2 separate regions of the Homo sapiens genome follow, and region 1 is linked to region 2. Evidence: chromatin contacts called from ENCODE Hi-C data. All regions are on one chromosome and are shown on one strand. The core of a region is the stretch at or near the end of the contact, and the rest is flanking DNA. Distances in the headings are between cores, read along the strand shown.

The links. A loop is a pair of places that touch in the nucleus more often than their neighbours do. Pooled maps may share reads with other maps.
Region 1: a map of CD8-positive, alpha-beta T cell shows a loop between it and region 2 (4-fold over the local background). The contact joins the promoter of ZNF888 here to the promoter of ZNF616 in region 2. A Hi-C loop is called at or near these places in 1 of 168 maps with a recorded cell type or tissue (CD8-positive, alpha-beta T cell) and 8 of 50 pooled maps.

What each region holds. Positions count from the first base shown.
Region 1 is chr19:52,921,346-52,925,336 of GRCh38, reverse strand. ZNF888 (zinc finger protein 888) reads left to right here and starts at 1,909. Exons shown (of 5, transcript NM_001393938.1): 1 at 1,909-1,968. ZNF888-AS1 (ZNF888 antisense RNA 1) reads right to left here and starts at 1,988. Exons shown (of 2, transcript NR_186336.1): 1 at 1,873-1,988; 2 at 1,258-1,664. RefSeq lists enhancers at 1,527-1,696, 1,977-2,026, 1,516-2,247, 2,248-2,981 and a silencer at 1,787-1,836.
Region 2 is chr19:52,137,619-52,141,899 of GRCh38, reverse strand. ZNF616 (zinc finger protein 616) reads left to right here and starts at 1,962. Exons shown (of 4, transcript NM_178523.5): 1 at 1,962-2,168. RefSeq lists silencers at 1,667-1,716, 1,727-2,006 and an enhancer at 2,127-2,366.

The sequences.
Region 1 (3,991 bases), core at 660-3,159, 780 kb before region 2:
GGCTGCAGTAAGCTGAGATCTTGCCACTGCACTCTAGCCTGGGCAACAGAGTGAGACTCTTGTCTCCAAAAAAAAGAAAGAAAAAAGACAAAAGAAAACATGTACTTAATGGGTTGTATAGAACAGTGAAGTTTCTCTCTCTGTTTTCAACCTCTCAACTGTTTGCCTCTATTTCCCATTACATTCAGGTCTAAGGCTCTTTATTAATAAAATGGTTGTTATTTCCTTCTCTGTTATCATAGTGAAGATGATTTTTCATCTGGGGAAGATTTTTTAGTTTTCAATTGTATTTTCTCAACATTTAAAAAGTGAAGTAAAGAGTATTTCTTGGGCCCGGCACGGTGACTCACGCCTGTAATCCCAGCACTTCGGAAGGCCGAGGCAGGCGGATCACTTGAAGTCAGGAGTTTGAGACCAGCCTGGCCAACATGGTGAAACCCTGTCTCTACCAAAAGAACAAAAATTAGCCGGGCATGATGGCACGTGCCTGTAATACCAGCTACTATGCAGGCTGAGTCAGAAGAATTGCTTCAACCCAGAAGGCAGAGGCTGCAGTGAGCCGAGATCTTGCCAATGCACTCCAGCCTGGGTGACAGAGAAATACTCTGTCTCAAAAAAAAAAAAGAAAAAGAAAAAAAAGTAAATAAAAAAAAGAAACTAATAGATGTCATCCACAATTGTGCTGGGACAACTAACTGGATATCCACATGGAAAAGAATAAAGTTGGATCCCTATCTCACACAATGAAAATTTTATTTTAAAAATTAAAAAAAAAAGAGATGAGGAAGGGATCCCTGCGGCAGGGGGTGTTACTTTGTCACTCAGGCTGGCTTGGACCTCCGGGCTCAATGATCCTCCCGCCACTGCTTCCTGAGTAGCTGGACCTCAGGCTCCCGCCCCCACTTCCACATTTCTGCTGTGTTTAAGTAGCAGGTGGTGACCTCACTCCTCCCTGGCCTGAACACTCCCTCCGGCATCCCAGGCGGTGGCCCTAGGGAAGTCTCTGAAGCTGAGCACAGGGTGGACTCTCCCTCCGAAGCAAATGGAGAATAGAAAGGGAGAGATTTCTATTCTGTTCTGTGTACCATCAGCATGAGATCGTACTTTCTGCCTAGGCAGGGCTTTGCATTTCACGTTCTAGTTTGCATCCCTGTTCCAGACAATTCCAGGGCTTTTGAATCATGCCTCAGCCTTCCTGGCCACTCTTGCCTCCGGTGTAGCAGGACGAGCCACAGACAAAACCTCTCAGACACCGAGTTGTAGAAGGAAGGGCTTTATTCAGCTGGGAGCATCGGCAAGCTGCCTTAAAATCCGAGCTCCCCGGGTGCACAATTTCTGTCCCTTTTAAGGGCTCACAACACTAAAGATTTCACATAAAAGGGTCGTGATTGAGCAATCTAGGGGATACGTAACAGGGACTACAGTCCCAGATATATACACAGGGGTTTCGTGCACTGGTAGAGAGAAACAGAACAGGGCAGGGAGTTTCATAATGTTCTTCTATACAATGTCTGGAATCTATGAAAAACATTGGTTTCTAAGTTATGAGTTGATTTTTAACTATTGGGTTTAGGCCAGGCAGGCCCAGGCCTGGTTTTGGGCGTGGCGCAGGGCTGCCTGTCTTCGGTTTTACTTCCTTGTTGTTTTTTTTCTTAAAACAGGTACTGAGTATAAAACAATATAAAACAATATGAGAGGGTCTGTCTCTTCCCTCACCAAAACCCGAAAAACAGCGGCTAGGTACGCGGCTGAGAGAAGCACAGATCCGCCCCCGCCCCGCGTCTGCCGGTTCTACAGGGCAGGTCTCTCCGCCTGGCGCCCCGCCCCTACCTCGCCCAGGCCCCGCCCCTACCTCGCCCAGGCCCCGCCCACCTCGTTGGCTCCACGGAGGCCTGGCTTCTGTCCTGTGCTTGTAGATTCGCCCGGACCAGGAAGCGGATCGCGTGGACTGGAAGTCACACTGCGGCGGTGAGTTTTGCTCTGTGTTGTATTGAGGCTGTGCCTCCAGGTCCCCGGCAATTCTGTACCTGGGATGTGGGGTCTCCACAGACCTGGAAATTCTCGCCCTTCTTCCTTCAACAAGAGCAAATGGAGACATTCCCCTAGGAGTCCGGAAGTCACTTCCTTTTGGGTTTAAAGTCGCCCTGAGGCTGCCCTGTCCTCGGTCTTTTTGCTATAGGGCAATGTATACAGTTTGTATCGCGTAGTTTTCCCGTTCACAACCGTTTGTTGACTCCTCCCACCCCGCGCTTTTTAAAGTCCTCACCCGAGAGGTGGATCCCTGCTCTGGCGCTTCCCAGCCTCACCCTCGTCGGCCCCTGGAGCCCAGCGCTGACACCACAGTCCCAGGGAGGCCGCGTTCTCTGCCCGGTGGTGGGATCCTGCGGACCCCACCCTTGTCCGAAGGCGTCATCTCCCCCCCACCTCCCTCCTCATGCCGGGCCCTGTTGCTCCCCAAGTCTCCCCTCCGCAGTCACCGCTTTCCCTGAGCCCGCGTTGGGGAGGTACCCGGGGCCTGTCCTGTGACACGGGGTGTTCTTGCCTGCCCAGCTCCAGCCCCTGGAAAATGCGCTTCTCTGGGATGCAGGCGTCTTACTCCAAACCCTCCTGTGATTGTGTGGGCCAAAGGGATCAGGAGACAGAGAGAGGGAATCAGAGAGCAGTAGAAAACCTGAGACAGATAAAAGAAGAAGGAGAAAGACCCATAACAGATGGCAAAGTAGGGGATGGTCAGGGATTTGCCAAGAGACAGCAAAAGTGAAAAAACAAAAGATAACAAAGCAGGAGGAGAAAAGCAACTGGAGAAATGTAGAGAAAAGCTGGATGTACAGAGAGATGAAGGACAGACAGCAAGGTAGGGAGAGGGGCAGCAAACAGAAAGGCTCATGAGAATGAGGGAGAGGAGGAGGGATTTGGAGCCAGGGCAGACAGAGCAGAGTGGTGCTGGTGGCAAGGAGAACAGAGGGAGAACCACAGCAGGGAGGACACCTGGGAAATCTGGGGTGCCAGAGAGTGGGGCCAGGGGGGTATAACGGGGAAGAGAGAATTTAACAGGGAGAGCTCAGGAGAGATGGGAGAAGAGGTGGAAATCTATGGACATTGAGAACAATCTAAAGATTGGGGAAAAGGAGCAACAAGAGGTTAAATAAGCTGTGGATGGAGTCCAGCTAATTTTTGTATTTTTAGTAGAGACAGGATTTCACCATGTTGGCCAGGCTGGTCTCAAACTCCTGACTTCAGGTGATCCACCTGCCTCGACCTCCCAAAGTGCTGGGAATACAGGTGTGAGCCATCACACCTGGCCACCTATGTATTCTTGAATGAAAAAAGTTACTTCTGTCTTAGTTCAACAGCTGACTCTCTTTCCCTGTTTTCTTTTCTTTCTTTCTTTCTTTCTTTTCTTTTATGAGATGCAGTTTTGCTCTTGTTGCCCAGGCTGAAGTGCAATGGCACGATCTTGGCTCACTGCAATCGCCACCTCCCTGGTTCAAGTGATTCTCCTGCCTCAGCCTTGCTGAGTAGCTGGGATTACAGCCATTCGCCACCATGCCTGGATAATTTTTGTATTTTCAGTAGAAACGGGGTTCCTCCATGTAGGTCAGGCTGGTCTACAATTGCTGAACTCAGGTGATCCACCTACCTCGGCCTCCCTATTTTCAAGGTCAATAGCTGTGTGTTTACACTTTTGCATTTTGTAAATGTTACTGTAATTTTCTTGTAAGGAAAAATTAAATGTTAGGAATTAATGGCATCAGAACCTTGCAAAAGAAGTTTCTTTAGCCCAGGTATGTGAAAGATGCTTCTCTAATTTTCAAGGATGGGGTGATAAAGACCAACCCTTCCCATTAGCCCTTCCAGGCCCCCATGTAAGAATTCAGGCACATCTTCTTACTCATCTCAGACCTTCTCAGGGTAACTCGGTGAAAATGTTTTCACTGTGAGGACATCACAGCTAAATCTAAAGTAAGTCATGTCATTCCCTGGCAGGGAA
Region 2 (4,281 bases), core at 713-3,212:
AGATCTCTTTCACTGTAATAATTTTCTCAGTTATAATTGTGCAATGGAAGTTTCAGGTTCTGGATCAGGACCCCTTTCTGGTAACACAAGGATGGTTATGAATGCATCCAGATATCCAAAAAGTTATCTCTGAAAGCCAGAGATTTCCTTTCCCTATGGGTTCTTCCCTTGCATGTCAACCCAAGGATTCACTGGGGACCTAGAATTGTGCAGGGCAGTTAGGAAGAGAGAGACAAAAGAGAGAAGAGGTGAAGTAGTTTTGAAGAAGAGAAAGAAGGTCCCATGCAGCCTCAGTTTTTTTTCCAACAAACTTTTCATGCTGGGAAATAGGATCCTGGTTTATTTGTGGGAGGGATTTTATAGGAGGGTGAGAAAAAAATGCCCTTTGAGGGTAGAGTCTGTGGAGCCCTAATTGGGGAAAAGGAGTCAGCCTGAAAGGACCAGGAGAAAGCAAAGAGATAAAGCAAATAAGCTATAAATCTTTCTTCATGGTCCAGAACATATAAAAAAAAATAGAGGAAGCAGATAAGCTGTAGGTCTCTTTTTCTTTATGGCCAAGGACATATGGCCTTTCTGTGGAAAGAACGTAAATAAGTCACAAACTTTCTGCTTTCATTTATCATCAAACGCCTCAGCTAACAGAAGAATGCAAGTTAGCTCCCTGCTACCTTGGCCTCCCAAAGTGTGGGGATTATAGGCGTTAGCCACTGCACCCAACCAAATCTCCTCTTCTCATGGCTCACTGCAGCCTTCACCTCCTGGGCTCAAATGATCCTCCTTCCTTACCCTTCCGAGTTGCTGGGCCCACACGTGCAGGCCACCATGTCCAGATAATTTAATTTTTTGTAGAGAGGTCTGGCTATGTTGCCCAGGATGATCTCAAATCCCTGGCCTCAAGCAATTCTGACACCTCAGCTTCCCAAGTAGCTGGGACTACAAGAGTGCATTACCAAGCCTGGCTACTTTTTGTATTTCTTGTAGAGATGGGGGTCTCACGATGCTGTCCAGGCTGGTTTTGAACTCTTGAGCTCAAGTGACCTGCCCACCTGGGCCTCCAAAACTGCTGGCCCATCTCAAAAGACTTAATCCATTTCAGTATCAACTCTCAAAAGTCTTAATCCATTCCTGTATCAGCTCTTAGGGCAGAATACCCCCTAAATATTATCTGAACCACACATGGGTGAGAATCAAGGTGTGATTCATCCTGAGGCAAAATTTCTGCCCAGCTGTGAATCTGTGAGGCCAGAGAAGTTATCTGCTTCCAAAATATAATGGTGATAAAGGCATAGGATACATCCCCCAGCCCTGGTAACCACCCTTCTAATCTGTTACTGTAAATTTGACGTTTGTACTTTGCACGTGTAAAAGCACAGGCAGTATTTGTCTTTCTGTGTCTAGCATATTTCGCTTGGCATAATGTCTTCCGGGTTCCTGGATCCAGCCACGGCTCCACATCAAATCCCCAGCGAGATCCTAGTTCCCTGACTATTGAGTAGCTTCAGCATCATCGGCAAGAGTGGATGGAGTCCACCAAGCTTGTAAAAATCGGTTTTGACTTAGTTCAACTTGTTAAGAAATCATCTTAGTTTCTAATATAAGTGGACCACAACTTTAAGCTTTAACCTTAAATTTTGAAACATTAACTTAAAATAGGCAGGCAGCAACGCTGCTTCACAGGACAAGAAGTAGTCAGAAAACCAAAGACATGCTGCCTGTGAACCAGAGTAAATAACAGGCTCTATTTCGGCCCCGCTTACCCCATGAAACCCCGCCCCATCCTCCGCCGCGGCTCCGTCCCGCCCCACCTAGCCACGCCCACTGCCGCTCCGGCCCGGCTCCACCCTCTCAGGGTCCCTCCCCGAGTCAGGCCCCTCTTTCCGACCCGCCCCTTGCTGGTCGCGGCTCGCCCAGGCCCCGCCCCCTGGCCTCCCAGTTTTTTCTCTCCGCTAGCAGTTTCCGTCACTCCCGGAAGCAGATTGCGCCAGGGAAAGGCCTTATCGCTGTGTGTGTGTTTCAGTCTACGTGGATTAAACATTACTTCGCTCCGTCTGCCTGGATTAAACGTGCACTTTGCAGTCCTCACTTCTCCGTACCAGTGATCTGGGGATCGCTACGGACCTTAAAATACCCATAGCCCCTTCGCCCCTGCAACAGGCACTTCTCCCCACGTAAGTCCGAGAATTGCTTCCCTGTCGGTTTAAAATCTCTCTCAGGCTGTTCCTTGCCCCCTGCCTTTCTGCCATGTAGATAACCATGTCGATAACCCCATTCAGGTCGTGTTCCTGCTTAAAACTCTCATTGACCCCTGCTTCGGCCCCGGGCGAAGTCAAGTCCTCCCTCGCGAGGTGGATTCCCACCAGTCGAGACCCCCGAGCTTCGCCCTTGTCGACGCCTGGAGGGGAGCGCCCGCTGCCCAGCTCCTGAAGGAGCCGCTTCTTCTCCCAGGTCCTGGGATTCTGCAGACCCTCCCTGTCCTGAGACACCGTCCCCCGCGCCACCTAGTGTCCTCCGCGCGCCACCTAGTGTCCTCCTCACGCCGGGTCCTTCCCCTCCCCAGGCTGCCCCTTCACAGCCACTGCTTTTCCTGACTCCGCGTTGCAGGAGGTCACCCGAGTCTGTCTTGTGACACCCACTGTCGTTCCTTCCCAAATTTTTACTCCACTGGAAAATGTGCTCTTCCGGGAGGTGGGCATCGTATTCCTCCCCTTTCCTCCTGAATGTGTGGGTGAGAGGGATCAGGAGAGGAAAAGAGGGGGAGCGACGGGACAGAAAGAAAAACTGGGGAGAAAAGAATGAGTACACGGCAAAATGGATGATAATTTAGGTACTGGCAAAGAGAGCAAGAGTGCAAGAGGACGCATGGAGAAAGTAGCACGGGGAGAAAAGCACATAAAGAAATTAGGGAAAAGGGAGAGCTTCAGGGAGCTGAAGGGCAGCAAAATAGAGAGGGGCGGCAAAGGAGGAGGCACTGCAGTCAGACGCGGGGGGCGGAAAAGGTAAGAGTCGGAGCCGCGGCTGACAGAGCCACGTGGTGCTGGGACTGAAGGAGAGGGGAGTGGGTAACAAAGGAGAGTAGAGGGAGAACCACAGCAAGGAGGAAGCCTAGGAAGTTGGGGGTGCTAGAGAGTGGGAACAAAGGAGATGTAACAGGGAAAAGGGAATTTAACAGGGAAGAGGGATTTTAACAGGGAGAGCAGACAGGGAGCTCAGATGGGGGAAAAGAGGCAGGAATACGTGGCGGCTGGGGACAATGGGAAAGTTTGGGGAGAAAGAGCAACAAGAGGTGAAATAAATTTCGAAGCATTGGGCAGAATAGACATAAAAGAGGGAATAAAGAAAGGGGAGAAAAACAGCAAAGGGAAAAAAGACGTGCAGAATGAGAGCGGGAAACACATAGTAGTGAAGAGAGTGGGCGAGGACCCCACCCAGATGAGCTGTGAGTTGATTGGATATGGATGGTGGTTTTAATGTATTGATTTGTGACTTTATACTCTAATTTAAAATTTGTTTCTTTAAATTGTACTCATGAGGATGAAAATTACCACTCTTTTCTACAAGGCTTGTGCATTTTGTATTTGTTTATATCAAAAGATATTTGGAATCCCTATTTAGCCACAGGGCAGTGACTTGATTCAGTCATTTTGTAACTCTTCTTTCCAGGGAGGGAGTAGAGGATGGAGGAGGAGAGAAATAGGCAAGAAATGACTGACTGTCACTACAAGATGTATCTTTGGTTTTTTGTTTGTTTTTTCTCTTTTTGAGACAGGGTCTCTGTCGCCCAGGCTGGAGTGCGGTAAAATTATATCGGCTCACTGCAGCCTCTCAGCTGCACTCCATCCTCCTCAGCCCCTGAAGGTGCTGGGATTACATGTGTGAACCACCTCTACAGGCCTACAATGTATGTCTTTGAAGGAGAGTTGAGAGTGTTGGTTTTTTGTTTTGTTAATGGATTTACTTTTTTCCTTGTAGTTGCTTTACAGTTAATTCATTGTTATTTTGGAAGCTTGATTTAAATTTTAGTTTATTCAGTTTCTTCTATAATTACTAACTTCTGAAATAAGATTTGATGTCATCCTGTAATCAGCTGATGTCATTAATTTCTCAATATTGCCTTTTTTTAACTTTTACCCCATAATTTATTAGATTTTTCAAAAACTTTCCAAACTGTTAAAGCGTCCAGTGCGGTAAACTCACCACGAAGTACATTAGATTCCTCAGAACTTCTTCATTTTATAACTGAGAATTTGTACCCTTTGACCAACATTTCTCCACTTTCCCCAC